Linked DNA regions of Homo sapiens: regions 1, 2, 3, 4 and 5 are each linked to region 6. A link is a contact called in ENCODE Hi-C or POLR2A ChIA-PET data. All regions are on one chromosome and are shown on one strand. The core of a region is the stretch at or near the end of the contact, and the rest is flanking DNA. Distances in the headings are between cores, read along the strand shown. Region 1 overlaps ERCC6L2-AS1 (ERCC6L2 antisense RNA 1). Region 2 holds the start of PRXL2C (peroxiredoxin like 2C). Region 3 overlaps ERCC6L2-AS1 (ERCC6L2 antisense RNA 1). Region 4 overlaps ERCC6L2 (ERCC excision repair 6 like 2). Region 5 overlaps LOC105376161 (a long non-coding RNA gene). Region 6 has its middle 29 kb from the start of HSD17B3-AS1.

Region 1 (2,757 bases), core at 225-2,724, 400 kb before region 6:
ACAGAATCTGTAAGCCTACTATAAAGGCTATTTTATGTCACTAAATTTGGAGTAGTTGGTTATGCTAGACAACTAGAGTAGTAATTTTGTCTTGGGCTGGCTTGATGGTATAAGTGGATCTAAGCAATATATCCATGGTTTGGGACTATATTGACTACAAAAACAACAAATTAATCCTTCATCTGTTATCAACTCTAGTCTAGTTTTATAGAAATGTCATGTGGTCCCCTAAATGCTGTCATTCAAATAAGACCTTCTTGGGCCAAACAACCAATACATCTTCCTACGTAAGTTTAAATAAAGTCTTTCTGGCTTATGTGAGATCATGAAAGCCTCCTTTTGACACAATAATCCCATGCTCTGTAGTCTGTAAAGTCATTTGGAATTACATGGCAAATGACATTTATAAAGCAACAACTAGCCGGTGGAAGCAACGTTAAATCAGAACATTTTAGTAACTTCAATTTTTATCAAGAGTAGTATGTTTTAGGCTATATTTCTTAAACAAGAAGGCTTGGTCAAGTTTACATTTATTCAGATACCCAAACCATGTCCAGATTATATTTGAACATTTCTTTGAGGGCTCTATGTCCCATTTAATTGCTTTTGACAAGCATGATACCCTCTAAACCTAAATAATGTGTTTCCCCTGAAAACCCCCTCAGCTAAAAACACATTCTACTCCAAGTAAAATGGTTGCATCATCTAAATTCCATTATCTGTAGCATTTTGTAAAAGGCCATGAACTAAGAATGTGCCCTTGTTCTTGATCTCAGGGCGTCTGAAAAAAGACTTGAGCATGAAGCCAGGAGGGGTCTGGCCGCTCGCCCAGGTCTTGATCTCCAGGCTCTCAGCTCACCAAGGTGGGATGCAGCAGCTTGCAACTTCTTGGGGGAAAATAGTTCTTGAGAAATAATTTCAAGGGGTAAACTGGTGATTTTTTGGACAGAGCTTGGGAGAATATCTGGGGCAGAACCGGAAGAAGGGAGAATGTGTGAGAGCTAAAAGGAGGCAACAGCAGGAGCTAAGAACGAGGACAGGGGAGGAAAGAGTGGGCTCAGAGCAGGGGAGGGTGGTGAAGTAACACCAAGAACTCTGAAAACCCTTGTCGCCAACTGTGACTGTCTTCACAAATCCCGACGGTAAAGGCTGCGTGACTCTCCTGGTAACCCTTCTGCCTCGAGGGCCTTTGGCCCTGCCCAACCAATGGTCATGCTGCTGTGTTGGACCCATGAACTGCAAATCCCTTTAGTGAGTGTGTGCAGAGGACTGTGGCAGAAATCCACATGAGAGACTTAGGTACTGCAGTGATCCATCATCTGGGAAGATTAAGTGGCTCTGGTGGCTTCCACGCTACCATCTGACTGTGGTCATCTTGAAAGTTAACTCTTCACTTGTTTTTATCAGTGTGGCTAGCATTGCTTCTGTTCTTAGGTTAAAAATACAACAGGGAAAACCCACTCCACCACCACAAAGCTTAAGCCTGGACGTGGCTAGAGGTTGGTTTTATGAGGTTGTCAGAAATGAATCATCAAGCTACTTGAAGCCAGAGACTCCAGGAAATCTAAACATTTGATAATGCTTGTTTTTGCTTAATTTAGTGAAGCAAGGCCAGAGTCAAACCTGCTGCCATGCACGAGGCAGGCAGATTTTTATAAAAACAGGTTTGTCCTCAAGATTCCCAAACGCCTGTGTCATCAGGCTCTGTCTAGCTCTATTGAAGGCCCACCCTCCTGTAAGAAGCACAGATGCAATTCAAGCCAAGTTCAACTGGATTGAAAGCTCCTTGGGGGTTGTTACTGCGCCTCACACAGCTTTGTGTCCCTCAGAGTAAGCATGTGGGTAAGGTCAGGTTCCCCAGAAACAAATCTGTAAGGTGAGGACAGAGGAGGTAGGAGGTGTTTACTAAGGAAGTGCGCCAGGGAAGGCTGGGCAGGAGTGAGGGAAGCAGGATGATGAGGAGGAGAAGAGCCACACCAGGGGTTATCTCAGGCTGCGACCCGTGGGGTGGCGCCAGCCTGATCTTGCAGGGACCTCAAGAGGATAAGGCACCCGTCAGAGCTTGTCCCAGCTGGCAGCAAAGGACCTGGGCTTTCCTATTCTCCAGGCGTGAAGCCCCTAGGAAATACGACCAATATTTTATCCTGTGGGAATATAATTTGGGTAGGGCTCAAGATTTGGAAAATGATGTATGAGCTGATTGTTTTGCCACCTGCTACACAGGTGTTCAAACATGGCAGAATGTGAGTGAGCTTCTCCACTCCTGGTAATAATCAACGGGGTTCCGAGTGCTGAGTTCCTCCCACATTGCTGCTCTTCAGGGAGTGAGCCTCATGGCCCTGGAGTTCTCCATTAGACTAGTCCGACAAAGCGGGGCATGTTCTAACTATCCAAGAAAACCATGCTCCTTACATATTTAGCTATTATGATTACTTTCCACCACAGCAGTCCTAGCCTCTATGATACAAAGAAATCAGAAAAAAAAAAATAAATTGGATCCAATCTATATTGAATGGCTAAGTTTTTATTAATTCAGTTACCTATGCCACAAATATCTACTGTATGCCTTCTGTGCTCCAGGCAATATGCTCGGGTTTTGGAGACACAGAGCAACAAAATATACAGTTTACAAATGAGTGGACGTTCTTGAAACAAAGGCTGGGAGGGATGGAGGGAGGTGTGAGCCTGGAGGCGTAAGCAGGAGTCCTCCCGGGAGCCTCATGGTGAAACCTGTGCTAATGACCATGCGTTTTCACT
Region 2 (2,700 bases), core at 57-2,556, 440 kb after region 6:
TTGGTATTTTTAGTAGAGTCAGGGTTTCACCGTGTTAACCAGGATGGTCTCGATCTCCTGACCTCGTGATCCGCCCTCCTCGGCCTCCCAAAGTGCTGGGATTACAGGCGTGAGCCACCGTGCCCGGCCGCACAGTTATTTAATCAATGTTATTTTTTCACATCCTGATTGACAAGGTCTGCTGAAAGAACATCTGTTTTATAAAGGCTGCTCAATGCCTTTCCTCAAAAAGCTCACTTGGGCACAAACCTATCTGTGCCTCAAGAAAAACAACTATGTGGTTTGTCCTAGGGACATGGAACTTGCAGCCTATTAACATAAACATTTGCACCTTTACGATATATTAGTATTTTCCCATAATGAGCAGCTATTTGGAGTGTAACAAAAAATAAAGGGAAGAAAATAACCATTTCCAGCATTTGTTTTAGGGCATTATCAGTCAACATTTGAGAACAGGCACTAGGTTACCAGGCAACACCACAATTGTTAGTACGTTTACCACCAGGCAGCACCCAATGAGTTAGGGCAGAAATAGATCTCTGACGTCTCACTCCTTTTGGAGGGGCGAGGGTGGAGAGAGCTGCGGGGAGGGGCAATCCAGGCTGCAAGTTCCGCGCTGGAGCCGCGTCCTCCCCCGCCCCGCTCGCAAGGTCTGCAGAAGCGGGCACTGGGCCGCCCACGCTGGGAAACTCACTTGTAAGAAACTCCTGGGGATTTTGGCCAGATCCTCTACGTATTCCTTGCAGATGTAACACAGGAAATGCTGAAAGCCAAAACGGCAGAAAGGGCAAGTTAGTAAAGCAGCACCCTCGGGCCCCGAAGGATCCCTGTACTTCGCCGTGCGTGACGCGAGCAAAGGCGACGCCCGCGGGGCCGGGACCGGCGGCTCGGGCGCCCGGCGCGTGGGAAGCGGGCCTCGCCCTCGCCCTCTCCCTGCCCCGCCCTAGTTGGGAAGCGGCCGCGACTGGGCAGGCTGCCTTCCCGTTTCCGTCCTAAGAAGCAGGAGGCGCGGCTCGCATCCCGGCAGCCTGCCCGGGACCCTGGGCCGCGCTTCCCTTCCAGCCCCGCCGCCCGCTCACCCGCACGAACACCACCACGGCGCGGCGCTCCCGGAACAGCGCGCCGAACGGTACCCGCTGCCCGCGGGCGTCCAGCACCGGCAGCTCGGCCACGGCGGCCGCCAGGGGCTGCCCGCTGTCGGGGCCGCTCGGGGCCGGGACCAGGGCGGCGGCGCCGCTAACCTGCCGCGTGACCGGGGCCGGCGCGGCCATGACGCGGGGCGGCCGAGGGCCTGGGTCCGCTCTGTCAGCGCGGACCGGGGCGGGGCGCGCAGAGGTTGGGCGCGGGGGGCGGGGCGGGGCGTGCAGAGGTGGGGCCTGGCAAGTCACGGTTTCCGCGGCGCGGCGCGGGCCTGGGAGCTGTCGGAGTGAACCCCACGGGCGGTTCTGACTCAGCTCTCAGGGTAGGGGACAGAGAGAGAAAGTAAGGTCCGTCCACGGCGAGCAAGCATTATTGAGGAAGAAAGCCGCCCGCGCCCTCCATGGCCACCTGAGCGGATGTTCTCACCTATTCGAGAACTAATGGGTGTATGTGTAAAAGGTGGGCTAGGGCCAGGCCCACGTTTTGTAAACACACAGGCCGGGCCTGTAATCCTAGCGACTTGGGAGGCCGAGGCGGGAAGATCACTTGAGGCCAGGAGTTCGAGACCAGCCTGGGTAGGTAACAGAGGGCAACGCCATCTCCGTTTTTTAAAAAAATAAATAATAAAAATAAAGAAATAAAAGGTGAGCTGGGTGGGATGAGGATGATGAAGTTAGATGACTTAGCAGCTGTTTTGTAGAAATCCCACACTTCCAATTCAGTTTCTCCTGGGGTGGGTAGGCAGGCATAGGGAAATCTGGGGATCTCAGCCTTTGTGAGACCAAACTGGCCCTGGATTTAGAGGTTCATCTTTCTCTGGGGTTTCTCATGGGTGCTAACTGTGTGTCCAAGATTTCCAGAGCAGGACCAGATAACATTCAGGCTCTTTGTCTTCATAAGTTTACTCACTCTTGTGTATGGATTTGGGGTTCAGAAAGTACATCCTTTATCTATGGCCTTTGTTGAGCTGAAGAATATTTCTGGGGCGGAGTGCTAGGCAGGTCTATGTGACTGATGTGACTCTGCCACAAAGTGCAGGAAAGGGGGATGCTGCATCCTCTGGCTTTCACCTGTGTGAAGATTTTATACTTTATTGAGCACACATTAAGTGCTCTGTTTGAGAAGCTCTGCAGCGTGTTTACAAAATTTTAAGCATAGATCTGTTTCTAAGTCAAGATAGTTTCTTTCTGAGACAGGGTGTCGCTCTGTCGCCCAGGCTGGAGCATTGGCACGATCATGGCTCACTGCAGCCTCCACCTCCTGAGCTCAAGCAGTCCTCCTGCCTCAGCCTCCCAAGTAGCTGTGATCACAGGCATGCACCACCATGCCTGGCAAATTTTTTTTTAGATTTGTTTTTGTAGACACAAGGGTCTCCCTATGTTGCCCAGGCTGGTTTTGAACTCCTGGGCTCAAGCAATCCTCTTGCCGTGGTCTCCCAAAGTCCTGGGGTTACAGGCATGAGCCACTGGGCCTGGCCAGGAGCTTTATGAGTTTTTGGAAATAAATGCATGACCAAAGTGCAGGCTGATGAATAGCACTCACAACAGGCAGTTTGCCAGA
Region 3 (3,123 bases), core at 299-2,798, 360 kb before region 6:
ATTTAGTAAATGTTTATTGAAAGAATGATAGGAAAAAGCTTGCATGTGAAACAAAATGCCAAGTATTGTATTGAGTTTTGTATCTGAGAGCAATAACTTAACTGGAAACTAATTTGGGTTTGTGGCTTATCTGCCTTTCTGATATTTGATCCCATCCAAAAACCATCTGCAGGTTTTTTAACTGCAAAGCCTCACAAGACCTATCTCTGGCCCAGTTTATCTCCTGGTGCCTTCCTTTCATCTTCAAAGCAGGCCCCAGGAACTCAGCTTTCTTTCCTCTCCAGCAACTCAGCCATCCTTTCTATCCCTTCAGATTTTGTTTCATACCACTGCATAATCTCCCTCATTTTGCATTTTCTTCTACATCTGTAGATAAGCACAGAAACCTAAAAAATTTAAGGATCTTATTCCTGATCTCTGAAAAGAAATAGGATAATGAAGTAACCAATCTGGTAGAAGTGAGTAAGGTTATAGAATCCTTCCATAATTAACAAGTTATCTGTTACTTGTCCCTTTCAAGATGGTAAATGGATCTAGGAGGATGAGACTTTTGTGTGTGCCTTTTTCTCTCCCCGCTAAATTATATGAATTAGTTTTATCTCTTTAGGATTTGCCAAAAAGCAAAGTGGTTATCATTATTGGTTAAACACATTGATATTTATTTATTTTAGCAAACATGAAAGCAATTGTTACAACAGGACTACAACAGTCAGCAGAACTGGGTCCCAGCTGGTGGTGACTCCAGAAAATAGTCAGGGTCCCACCTTGTGCCCACTCTTCCATACCTTTCCTGAATAGTCATCAGTGTTCTAGGTCTGGTATATGTTCCCTGAAAGGCAGCAAAGAAAGAGAGTACAGACTGTAGTGTCCCTGATAAGATCATATGTGGATCTCCTAATATCAATTTGGCTTGAATACAAGGACTACTTTCCTATTCCAAGGGCAGGGTAGAGGTACATACCTAGGACATGGAATGGCAGATGTCTGAAATATACATTGCAGACCACCACACTTCACTGAGGTGTTGCCCTCTGCATTTATTCCTGAGGGTGGAGTTCACTAAACCACTTTCCTTCTCACCCCATTTTTAGATACAATCAAGGTAGAATAATAGGTGTTTCCTAAACTCAAATTGGCAGTTTGCAGTTTCTAGGACATCAGCAATGAATGACACCCTTTTAGTGAACCCTGGCCCTTCCCCTTCCCCCTAGGAATGATGAACATAGTTCATGTCTTTACTAATCGTCTGTGACCCAAGCATCATACTGAGCACAACGTGTAAATATCAAGAAGACAGTGTTCAAGGGCAAGGCTTCAGTATATGAGGGGCAGCAGAAGTGATGGGGGGGAGGAGGAGTGGAAGACCAAGGCTGAGCCATTCCCCAGAGGGATCTTGTTACCAGGAACGTTGCCAAGGCAGGGGCTTTTGCAGCTGTGTAAAGAGCAGATTGGAGCAAGATAGAAGCCTGTTGTGAAAACTGGGGCCCAAGATCAGGGCTGGACAACATCAAGCATCTTTGCTGCTAGAGTGCCTAAGCGTTGAGTCACAGCAACTTAATCCCTCCTATTAATACCTGGTTTGATTCTAGAGACTGGGGTGAGGCTGAGTCCCCTATTGGCTGCCAGAATTTCAGCTGCAGGGAGACAAACTCCAGGAAATCTACAAGTTAGGCAAGAAGGATATGGGGAAACAGAGGTCAGTTTCCAGAGAATTAAACAACTGACATGAAAGACTTAAGGGCTGTTCCTGGTAAAGGAATCTTTACGTGTAGGAACTGGGCAAGGAGAAAAAGAGTCCAGTTGCATTCACATTCTCACCTGAGTGACAAGAGAAGGCAAGATAACTAAGCGGAACTTTTTTCATTCTGTTGCTTTCTAAATTTTCAAACTAAGTTTAAAGAACAATGAGACTAAGTCTGTAGGTCACGACAACCTGGCAACTTCAAGTTAGACCTCCATAATCATGAGTGTTTGCTCTCACCTATCAATACCATGCCATTCTGAGATTGCCAGACCAGCCTTCTTCCCAGCCCTGGCACCCAGGGCTCTGGCTCAGCTCTTTAATACCTACTTCCCTGTGCTGACCTGATGCAGGAACTGCTGGCCTTGCAGCTTGTCCAATGTCAGCCTAGCTCAAAACTGGGTCTTCATACCTACAGTCCAAAGAAGGTGTTGAACTTGCTAATCTAAAGGCATCAAAGGGCTGCAATATGTTGGAGTGGAAAGAGGAATAGAAACTTAATGAAGTTGCCAGAGAGCAACAAGAAACCAAGAACAGGCAGAGCTTAATTTTAGGCTCCAGGGATTTTCCCAGACTTATTTTCACTGTTTCTTAGGGCTCCAATTTTCTAAGTCCTTTATTCTTCAGTCAAATGAAGTACAAGGAAATGTGAGAACTCTAGATGAGTCCCTGAAGTCATTGATACTAATCAAATGACCCTGGCAGCTCAGATCAGCAGGCACTTTGGGAGCATCAGCAATGACCCCTGTGTCCTTGGGATGTCACTCTCCTGCTATAAAGTCTTCAGTGGATCTCTACTGCCTTGGAATAACTGGACTCTCTAGCCTCACCTTTAAAATCTTCCAGGAACCCTTTCTCTCACTAATCCCCTTCAGGCGCAAATACTCCAGCAAAACTTAATCACTGGTTTTTCACACTTGACATGAACTTTTTCCATTTTCTGACTTTTCTCAAAGTTTACCTTGTGTAGAATAATATTTTATCTAACTGACACATCTAAATATAACTATTCTTCAATGCCAGCTAAAAGCTTATCTCTTCCAGAATGCCTTCTTTCTGATTACACTAATCTCTGATCACACCTACATTTACTTGACTTATATTACTCAGCATGTTTTTACTATAAAGTAAATCTTGTGTCATCTTCCTCATTTACACTGCACATTCATCAAATACAGATATTATATGTTATCAATATTTTCAAATGACCTCAGTGCCAGAGTTGAACTAATCATATTCCTCAGTTCATATCACCTGATCATTAGAGTTGAAGCAAAACACTTAATTTAGATATTTATTCCTTTTTCACCTCATTCTGTTACCGTTCCCTCTCCCATTCCCCTTTCCATAGACAACTGCTCTGAGTTTGAAGTCTAACACGT
Region 4 (2,700 bases), core at 178-2,677, 320 kb before region 6:
GTGGTAGTGTGTGTCTGTGGTCTCAGCTACTGGGGAGGCTGAGGTGAGAGAATCGCATGAGCCCAGGAGTTCTAGGCTGCAGTGAGCCGTGATCATGCCAATGCACTCCAGCCTGGGCAACAGAGAAGACCCTGTCTCAAAAAAAAAAAAAGTTCCTTTCAGTACTCCTTTGTCTGTGTTCTATAGTTTTTAATATGTAGTTTTTTCGTTAGTCTTTTCTAAATTATCTGTGGCCCTAATTTTTATTCTCTTTTACCCAAGTACTATTTGAAAGAGAAATTAAAAAATTTCCAAGTGAATAGCTATTGTTGGGGCTCAGGATGATGGGAGGGCTGAACCCTTTTTGACAATTCTAGTTTTGTTGCATCAGATAACAGCCTTGATATTTTTTTCTTTGTGATTACATCCATGGATCAGTTTTTATGCTTTGATGTAGTGCATTGTGTAGTCTCTGTTGTTTTAAAATGTTGCTTATATTGTGCATTCTTTGTAATCATGGTCACATGGTTTTATATATTTCTATTTAATCATGTTTGTTAATTGCATTGTTAAAATGTTTAATAGTGTTATTTTCTTCTTGTCTGAACAGTTGGATCTGGAAAGAAAAACGTTAAATTTTTTTATTTCTCTTTGTGTTCATACCAACTTTTTCTTAACGTCTTCAGTTAATTCTTCAGAGGCCAGGTGTGGTGGCTTGTGCCTGTAGTCCCAGCTACTCAGGAGGCTGAGGTAGTAGGATCACTTGAGCTCAGGAGGTTGAGGCTGCAGTGAGCCATGACTGTGCCACTGCACTCCAGCTTGGGTGACAGAGTGGTACTCTGTCTCAGAAAAAAAAAAAAAAATTCTTCAGTAAATTTTATGTGTTTGTATATTGCTCTCACACTTGATTATCCATAGGCTTATCTGCCTATGGAATTTTAAGTTCAAAATTTTCTTTTATAATGACAAAACATCTTCTGTCACTCCATATTGCAGATGAGAGTTCAGTGTCAACCCGATTTTTTTCCTTGGAAAGGATTTTTTTTTTAATTGTTTGGAAGTATTAAGGACTTTTTTAATTGATGAAATTTGGAAATTTCCATGAGCCCTAACACTCACCATAGAATTCTTCCAAATAAGTTTTGCTTTAGAAAATATATATACAGTGCTTTATGCAGGGAAAGTTGCATACTGATGCTAGAATCAGTTTCTTTGATGACTGGTGTAACTTTTCCTTCTTAAAATTACTTGGCCATTATTTTTCTTGACTTAGTCTTTCCAACTACCTTAGCTGTTTTGTTGAGTTTTGTTTTGCTTGTTGTTGTTTTTAGGTTCCTTCTAGGAAAAGTAAATTTTTTAGCGGGGGAGGGCAGGGGGAGTTTTTGCTTTCAGAGGTGTAGGGCGGATTGCTCAGTTCTTCAGGTGTGCCAGTTCTCATCTGCTCCTGCACTGTTCTGACCTGCTGGTACTGCCCTTCCAGGCATTCTGCCACTATTATGGATTTATTATGTTTGTTCTTTTGTTTCATTGGCATCAATACAAACGTGTTGAGTTAGTCATTTGAACTGGAATTTAGAGTTTTTAATGGCATCACCAGTGACATTCTACAGTATTTCCCAGAAGTAAATACAAACAAAAATTATAACTTTGAAAGTTTTAAAAGATAAATTTGTATTGGTTCATTTAAAACAATGTATGTTTTAAAAAGACAGTTTATGAAATGGAGAAGAAATCATTTCTTTTGTATTTATTATGCTAATGCCAGAATTACAATTGAATTCTGAAAAATTAATGTTGAAGCTTGTTGAAGAAAGCCCTTTAATGAACTGAATGTTACAAATTAAGGAGTGGTGGGTCTAAGGTATGTGTGTGTGATACGATACATCTCATATACATTTAAAAACTTTTCAAGTGTGAATAAATCATCTGAATAAGAATGCATGAATGTTTTGTGCCAAGAATAAATTCTTAAAGGAAAAGACACAAGCTCTACATTTTAAACATTGATTTTTGGAATGGTTCTTTAGATGTAGGCTAAGTTTTGATTGAAATTCAATTTTTATGAATCATAATAAATTTATTATAAAATATTACTATCTTGCATGATGAAGCTTTAGAGATTCTAAGTAAAATTCATAATTAATGCAAAAGAGGAGGATTTTTGTAGCAATCACAACACCAGCATCGGAAGCAATTTCAATGACAATTTAACAAAAATATTTTATAATTATTTTATTTACTATACACTATTTTTTTAGTTCTTCATATGTACCAAGAGGATTATGTTGCACATGATGCTACCGTGAGCATCCTTATGCACAACTTTTGCAATAATAACTGTAGGATAAATTCTTAGTACTGGAATTGGATAGCAGGTAGAGCTGGATTTAGGGGATTACTTTTTGATAACTGGAGTTAAATTACCCCATATCCCCACGAGTGATGTATAAGAATGTCTGTTTCCACCTTTTCGTTTGCACTAGGTATTAGCAAACATAAATTTATGACTACCTGAGAGATTTAAAATTTTTATCTTGCTTTGATTTACATTTCTTAATGAGTGAAGCTGTAGCATTTCAGATGTTTAAAAGCTATTTTTAAATCTAATTCTCGTTTTTAATCATAGTCCTTGATTAATAGTCCTTAACGATATATCCTGGAATCTAATTTTTTGTTCATTATATATTTTGAAAATATTTCTTCCCCATGTAGAGTCAGCTT
Region 5 (2,758 bases), core at 126-2,625, 450 kb before region 6:
CCAGAGGGTTGTGTGCCTGTTCAAGTTTGAGAAGCCCCGAGCTAATAATTCCACAACTGCAATTTAGTGTCTTTCTTGGTAGCATCTTATACTTCTATTAAAGTTGGGATTAATATTGAATAATCAGTGTTGCAATTGGAATCATTAAAAATGTGATATTAACTTTATTTTAGTATTATTCAAATACTCAGTTTGGTGTGCTGCTTCTCTCCCTGAATTGTATACAGTGTTCGCCATGACATCGTTTGCTTCTGAGACTTTCTTAAAACCCAGCTTCTCCCTTCATTCTCAGCTGGAGAATAAACCAGCAGGCGGCACACAACGGGTTAATGTCTACCAATTGCGTTAATACCCATCTAAAGGCCCGGCGGCCTCCCCAGCAAAACCGAGATTTTGCAATGTTTGCCATGCGTTTGCTTCATGTTGAGAGATGGGCTGAATGGAGGTTTCTTTGTGTTTGCGCGTATTTGTGTGTGTGAGTGTGTGTGTGTTCCCCGCAGTCTCCGTGGGTGGCCTCCTGCGGGTGAATGCGCAGTGTTCCCACTGTTGCTTATCCTGCAGGCTTTCCAAACCTCCCTCCTGCCGACAGACAGCCAGGGGAAACACATCTCTCCAAAGAGAAACCCAAAGAAGCTGCAGAAGAGATTTCTTAGTCTGTTCCTATTCAGGGAAGGTGAGGGAGCCCTCATTCTTAAAGGTCTCTTTTAAAAGCCCTGTTTCTTTTTGCACACATAGTTTTGGAAGGTGCCCAAAAGACTGTCCAGAGTGTCCCAGCCTTCTCCGACAGTGCCGGGAAACAAGAGGTGGCTGCTGCCGTTTGCAAGTATGGATGAAGGCCTGAGTGGTCCCGGGCATTCAGGGCCAGGAAGGCAGGAGGGGAGGGGCTGGGAGGAGGGGGCGCTTTGCAGGGCCCGTGTACCTGGGCTGGACACTAGGCCACAGGAGGGGCAGGAGACAGTGGAATTATTGTCTGCCATTCACCAGAGTCTATCATCTCACTTGGTTTCCCCCTACAAGAAGAACTCTCTCTCTCTCTCTACACACACACACACACACACACACACACACACACCATGCCCCCCGCCACCACCACCACGCACACAGACGCAGGTTCCTGGAACTGTTTCCCCCAGTTCTCTGCCTCAGACATCTTCACCCCATGTCCTGCCCTGATCTGGTGTTCTGGGCATGGCTCCTTTTATTGCTTTTTAAAAGGAGTCTGTGGTTTTATGAGGGCTGTTTGGCCGGCAGAGGTTGGGCTAGGCCGGGTTTTCGATGCCTGTGGCCCTGTCAGCCCAGGGAAGAGGCCGCTGAAGCTGAGCAGCTGCTCCTGAAAACAGCCCGGGACAGCTCTTCCCAGCCTCCGCCCGCTGCACTGAGCACTCCACTCTCTCTGCCCTCCGGCTGCTAGCTCCGATGGCAGCCCCCGGCCTCTCAGTAATCCTCAGCAACTCAAGCTTTCGCTGGAGTCCTCGGCAGGTGGGCGGCTGTAAAATCTTTTTGTTTGCTGCTTTGTCATCCTCTTCCCATCCCCGACCGGCAGTACCCATGGTCCAGGAAATAAACACCCAGTACAAAAACTCCCTGTTCGTATCTGGTAAATTTTCAACTAAAAAGTTCAGCGTTCAGGTGAGTGGGCTCGAGATCCAGCCGGTTTGAAGAGAGAGGAATAAAGGACAGGGTGTTGGGCGTGGGACTGGCACCCGCTGAAACCCTCATCCTGTGGGTGCCCGGTGTGGGTCCCCGCTGGCGTCACAACGTGCAGCCCACCTGCTCTGCCAGCTTCCGCGACCTTGATCTCAGCCAATCCTGTTTTGGGCCCCATCACAGTCTTTCTGTCTGTGGAGCTGGGCAAGCAGGAGGTTTCTCAGGGCCCAAGATGGTTTTTCAGATGTGAATATTGGCCAACTCCCGAAGTTGCTAGAAAAATGTAGGCAGCTTGGCCACCGAAGTAAAAGCCATCGATGGCATTTTTCCCAGCCTCAGCTGAATTCAAACCACTAAACTCTTGTGGTTTATTTTTTTTACAGCTTTCTTAGCTAACAGGACTGGATGCCTTTAAAAAACTTTTCAAAATAATATTTTGGAACCTAGCATTATTTGGTTTTCCCTCTGTAAAGGCTAATCTATCATAATTTCCCCATAGCTTGCTTTGCGGAAGAGGGTGGGTGAGGGACAAAGGAAAGGTAACATGCTAACCAAGACAAGCGTAGTGTGAAGGAAGGGCGGGCCCTGTTCGGCCTCTGCCCAGCAGAGTCACAAGCTTTGTGGGCCTCAGTGTCCTCCTCTGGAGAACAGGAAGAATAATACGACAGCCCAACTACCTTACAAGACAGTTCTGTGATTAGGCTGATGTTCGTCAGAACATTTAGTCACCGTAAAATGCTACACAATGTGAATTATTGTGCTTTAACAAATAATTTGAAAGCAGTATAAAGTGCTTCTAGACTTGCAGATATCAAGAAAGCTGGATATCTGGGTTATTCATTCTCGGTTGGCAAAAGGTGGTCCCTGCATGATCAGCCCTACGGGCCCCACATATTCTTTTAAGGGCTCAGGCTTTTGGAAGGCTTCTCAGTGCAGCAAGCATGAATAGTAAGGGCTACGCTGCGCTCTTTACTTACTTGTTTTTGCCTTAAACCATCACAGTTACCACAAGGGTTAAGGATGCAGGTAGCATTGCAGACAGACTGACAGAGCTTTGTGTTCTGGCTTGGCCAATTAGCTTAGCTTCTCTGAGCCCAGTTTCCTCATCTGT
Region 6 (3,027 bases), core at 512-3,011:
AAGGCTCCACTTAAAACTTCTCCCTCCTCCCTGGGCTAGACCTAAAAATTCTATTAGAATCACACCTCTGTTTCAGACAGAATCTCCACAGCACCCCCAGAGGAATGGGACAGGGGATGGGAGAGGTCGCGTGAGGCTTATCAGCCACAGGAACACGTCCTTCCAGCAGGGTTAGAGGATCCCAAAGAGAGCAGAGACTCCAGGGAAAAGAAGAAGAGCACGGAGTCAGCATGGAGACAGTGCTTATCTGCAGGCGGGGAGCCAGGAGGGATTCTTTGCCCTTCTTGACTATACTTTTCAAATTCTCTAAAATGTTTCAGAAATAAGATAATCACAAAGTCTGCAAGTATCCCCCCACAAGGTATAATCACTTTACAGTGGAGAACACAGCAGACATCACCTAACCAAGTGATAAAGGTGACATCTCCAGGAACGGCTGCTCCCTGGCAGAGGCAGGGGTGGGGGGTGCACCAGGAAGAACCCAGCACCGCCCCTGGGATTCCGAACAGTCTGATCCTGAGGGAACGTCAGACAAGCCCAAGTTCAGGGACTTCCTACAAGATAACTGGTCCATATGCTCAAAAATTGTCCAAGTCATGAAAAAATGAAGAAAATCTGAGAAAGTGTTCCAGATTAGAGGAGACTAAAGAGACGCAATAACTAACCCAAGGTGTGATTCAGCAAAGGCCCATTCATGGGCCTCGGGGAAATATGATGAGGGTCTGTGGAGGATAACACAACTATATCAATGTTAATTTCCTGATTCAGTCACAAGCCTGTGGTTATTTTGAGGGGAAATATAAACCAAGGCATTTATAGGGCATCAATGTGGGTGAAGGGTGCATGTGAACTCTTTGCATAATTTTTAAACTGCTTTTAGAAGCTTCAAATTATTTCAAAATAAAAAGTTAGAAAAGAAAAATGGCCATTAACTTTATAATCAGAAAAAAAAATGTTTTAGGACAAAAATATGTCTCTGGTCATAGCCTGTGCTGTGAATCCATGGAGTAGATTCTTGCTGTCAGCAAAGTTCCCAACAGCTGGAGAAGAACAAGGAACAAAAGCCGAGCTGCCCTCCTGAGCTCCCAGGGTCCCAGACACAAAGCTGGCCTCTCAGGCTTTACTGAAAGATAAGTGCTGATAAGGCCTGCGGGTCATCTTCGTCTACGCGGGCCCCCCAGCTCGCTGAGAGGGGCCCGCCCTTCCAGAGCTCAGCCAGACATAAGCCAGAGCAGAGCGTGTTTCTTTTCAGCTGAAAGCTGCAGCTGGTGCATCCACCCTGGGTATGAGCAGACTCGCAGCAGGGTGCCCACCAGAGTGGGGACCTGCAGATGCCCCTGCCCAGAGACGCCGGGAGGCCACAGCCCAGGTCTTCCGGATGGAGACAGAACTTCAGCATTCCGTTTGGATCAGTCCAGAAGAAAAAAAAAAAAAAAAAAAAAAAACAAGCAAAATCTCACTATCACTGCTACTAAAACAAGATAAGCTACAAAAACAACTAATGCAACTACTGGCTTACACCCAAGTCTCACCAAGTTCCCCATAATAACCAAATTCCCCGTAAGAACGGCCACAAGGGTGACCACACTGACTAGTTGTCCTAGCCTGGTTGACCACACTGACTAGTTGTCCCAGCGAAGTGTTGCTGGAAACATTGTCAAGGTAAGGTTTGTGCCTGGTCCCTCTTGAGGCCAGGGCTGGAGGTGGGCCCCTCCGTGCGAGCTGGCCGACTGGCAGACCTGGTTGCATCTGGGCAAAAAAAGGCCATCATCGCCATAGATGCTGGAAGCTGCTCTCTCGCCCACTTTAACTGTGGGGGCCTCGGCCCCCCGTTTTTTAACTACTGGAAGACGTAGCCCTGAGTCCAACCTCTTCCACGCCTGGCGACGCTGCTAAGAACGCGGAGCAGGGCTGGAGGGCTCAGCGCCGGCGGGCTCAGCGCCGGTGGGGGCAGGGCGCGGGTCCGGGAGCGGGCGCGGAGGCACGGAGCCACACTGCCCCCTGGCGGCCATCCCCTGCCCCGCCGGCACCGCCTCCGTGAGGCGGAAGGTTGAATGTCACCACTGCGTTGCTGAATTCCGGCTCAAGATTATTAGTGCGGGGGCATCGGGTCCATCCAGGGGAGGAGAACGTTCCTAATGCGGAGTCACAAGCCCTACCTTTAAGGTCTGGCTCTGGAACTCTGGGCAAGTTGCTTAAATTCTCTGTTCTCAGCTGCGAAAGGAGGAAAATAATTAAAGCCTGTGTTGTAAAGACCTCACTAGGCAATGTGTGCTCTACAGGCTTTCCCTGCCCCTGACGCAAAGACACACGCACAGAAAGCAAGATCATGAGGGATAGATTTTTTTTTTTTTTTTTGACAGAGTCTCGCTCTGTCGCCAGGCTGGAGTGCAGTGGCTCGATCTTGGCTCACTGCAACCTCCACCTCCTGGGTTCAAGCGGGTCTCCTGCCTCAGCCTCCCGAGTAGCTGGGACTACAGGCGCTCACCACCACGCCTGGCTAATTTTTGTATTTTTAATAGAGATGAGGTTTCACCATGTTGGCCGGGCTGGTCTCGATTTCTTGACCTCGTGATCCTCCCGCTTCGGCCTCCCAAAGTGGTTGGATAGGCTTCAGCCACCACGCCCGACCGAGGGTTAGATTTTAACCCAAACACTGTCCCTTCTAATGTTCTCCGCTGCCGCCCAGTGCAGCTCCCAACGCTGACCCGGGTTTCTGGGGTGGAAGCAGCAGAGGCGCCCCCACCCCCACTCCCGCGCTCCACCGAGCCGGAGGGCAGCCCAGGGGCAGCAGCCCCACAGTGGGGCCTGAACAGCGTCCGCGGACCCGACCCGCGCTGCGGCCGCGCTGCCCCGCTCCTCTGGGCGCCTCCCCGAGGGCCTCGCTCGTCTGACCCGCAGTACTCTCCGCCCTGCTCCTCGTGCCTTTGGTGGGCGCGTGGCTTCCGGCCTGCGGAGGCTGTGCCTCCTCGCCAAGGAGCCGTTCACAGCCGCGCGTTCGAAAACCCAGCCGCCGGCCGCGCGTCC

The links. A loop is a pair of places that touch in the nucleus more often than their neighbours do. ChIA-PET counts read pairs that join two places held with the same protein, here RNA polymerase II (POLR2A). Pooled maps may share reads with other maps.
Region 1: a loop to region 6 is called in a map of GM12878, with 2.6 times the contacts of the local background. The contact joins two enhancer-like sites. A Hi-C loop is called at or near these places in 2 of 168 maps with a recorded cell type or tissue (GM12878 and naive thymus-derived CD4-positive, alpha-beta T cell), 20 of 37 single-sample maps with no recorded cell type and 15 of 50 pooled maps. POLR2A ChIA-PET finds 5 or more read pairs at or near these places in 3 of 52 experiments (Caco-2, OCI-LY7 and activated CD8-positive, alpha-beta memory T cell).
Region 2: a loop to region 6 is called in a pooled map, with 4 times the contacts of the local background. The contact joins the promoter of PRXL2C here to the enhancer-like site in region 6. A Hi-C loop is called at or near these places in 2 of 168 maps with a recorded cell type or tissue (PC-9 and tibial artery) and 5 of 50 pooled maps.
Region 3: a pooled map shows a loop between it and region 6 (3-fold over the local background). The contact joins two enhancer-like sites. A Hi-C loop is called at or near these places in 2 of 37 single-sample maps with no recorded cell type and 2 of 50 pooled maps.
Region 4: a map with no recorded cell type shows a loop between it and region 6 (2.4-fold over the local background). The contact joins two enhancer-like sites. A Hi-C loop is called at or near these places in 1 of 37 single-sample maps with no recorded cell type and 2 of 50 pooled maps. POLR2A ChIA-PET finds 5 or more read pairs at or near these places in 2 of 52 experiments (T-cell and activated CD4-positive, alpha-beta T cell).
Region 5: a loop to region 6 is called in a map of sigmoid colon, with 4 times the contacts of the local background. The contact joins two enhancer-like sites. A Hi-C loop is called at or near these places in 2 of 168 maps with a recorded cell type or tissue (sigmoid colon and transverse colon) and 7 of 50 pooled maps. POLR2A ChIA-PET finds 5 or more read pairs at or near these places in 3 of 52 experiments (AG04450, activated CD4-positive, alpha-beta T cell and naive thymus-derived CD8-positive, alpha-beta T cell).

Annotation. Positions count from the first base shown.
Region 1 is chr9:95,821,502-95,824,258 of GRCh38, forward strand. The region is part of intron 2 of ERCC6L2-AS1 (ERCC6L2 antisense RNA 1); the gene reads right to left. Among named protein-coding and RNA genes, the nearest start is that of ERCC6L2, 53 kb to the right of the region's middle. RefSeq lists an enhancer at 1,583-1,792. Within about 2 kb of position 1,475, at least 3 of the 41 ENCODE cell types and tissues checked have a DNase peak (open chromatin) inside an H3K27ac peak, as active enhancers do.
Region 2 is chr9:96,654,011-96,656,710 of GRCh38, forward strand. It overlaps PRXL2C (peroxiredoxin like 2C), which reads right to left and starts at 1,307. Exons shown (of 6, transcript NM_153698.2): 1 at 1,080-1,307; 2 at 695-763. The coding sequence starts at 1,271. RefSeq lists silencers at 846-915, 1,056-1,265, 1,306-1,395.
Region 3 is chr9:95,855,847-95,858,969 of GRCh38, forward strand. The region is part of intron 1 of ERCC6L2-AS1 (ERCC6L2 antisense RNA 1); the gene reads right to left. Among named protein-coding and RNA genes, the nearest start is that of ERCC6L2, 18 kb to the right of the region's middle. Within about 2 kb of position 1,549, at least 3 of the 41 ENCODE cell types and tissues checked have a DNase peak (open chromatin) inside an H3K27ac peak, as active enhancers do.
Region 4 is chr9:95,900,249-95,902,948 of GRCh38, forward strand. All of the region lies in intron 3 of ERCC6L2 (ERCC excision repair 6 like 2), which reads left to right. Among named protein-coding and RNA genes, the nearest start is that of ERCC6L2-AS1, 26 kb to the left of the region's middle. Within about 2 kb of position 1,428, at least 2 of the 41 ENCODE cell types and tissues checked have a DNase peak (open chromatin) inside an H3K27ac peak, as active enhancers do.
Region 5 is chr9:95,771,264-95,774,021 of GRCh38, forward strand. The region is part of intron 2 of LOC105376161 (a long non-coding RNA gene); the gene reads left to right. Among named protein-coding and RNA genes, the nearest start is that of ERCC6L2, 100 kb to the right of the region's middle. RefSeq lists enhancers at 1,240-1,409, 1,331-2,288. Within about 2 kb of position 1,376, at least 11 of the 41 ENCODE cell types and tissues checked have a DNase peak (open chromatin) inside an H3K27ac peak, as active enhancers do; they include sigmoid colon and transverse colon, where a contact is called at or near this core.
Region 6 is chr9:96,216,335-96,219,361 of GRCh38, forward strand. No RefSeq gene overlaps it. Among named protein-coding and RNA genes, the nearest start is that of HSD17B3-AS1, 29 kb to the right of the region's middle. RefSeq lists an enhancer at 1,675-1,894 and a silencer at 1,905-2,114. Within about 2 kb of position 1,762, at least 19 of the 41 ENCODE cell types and tissues checked have a DNase peak (open chromatin) inside an H3K27ac peak, as active enhancers do; they include sigmoid colon, tibial artery and transverse colon, where a contact is called at or near this core.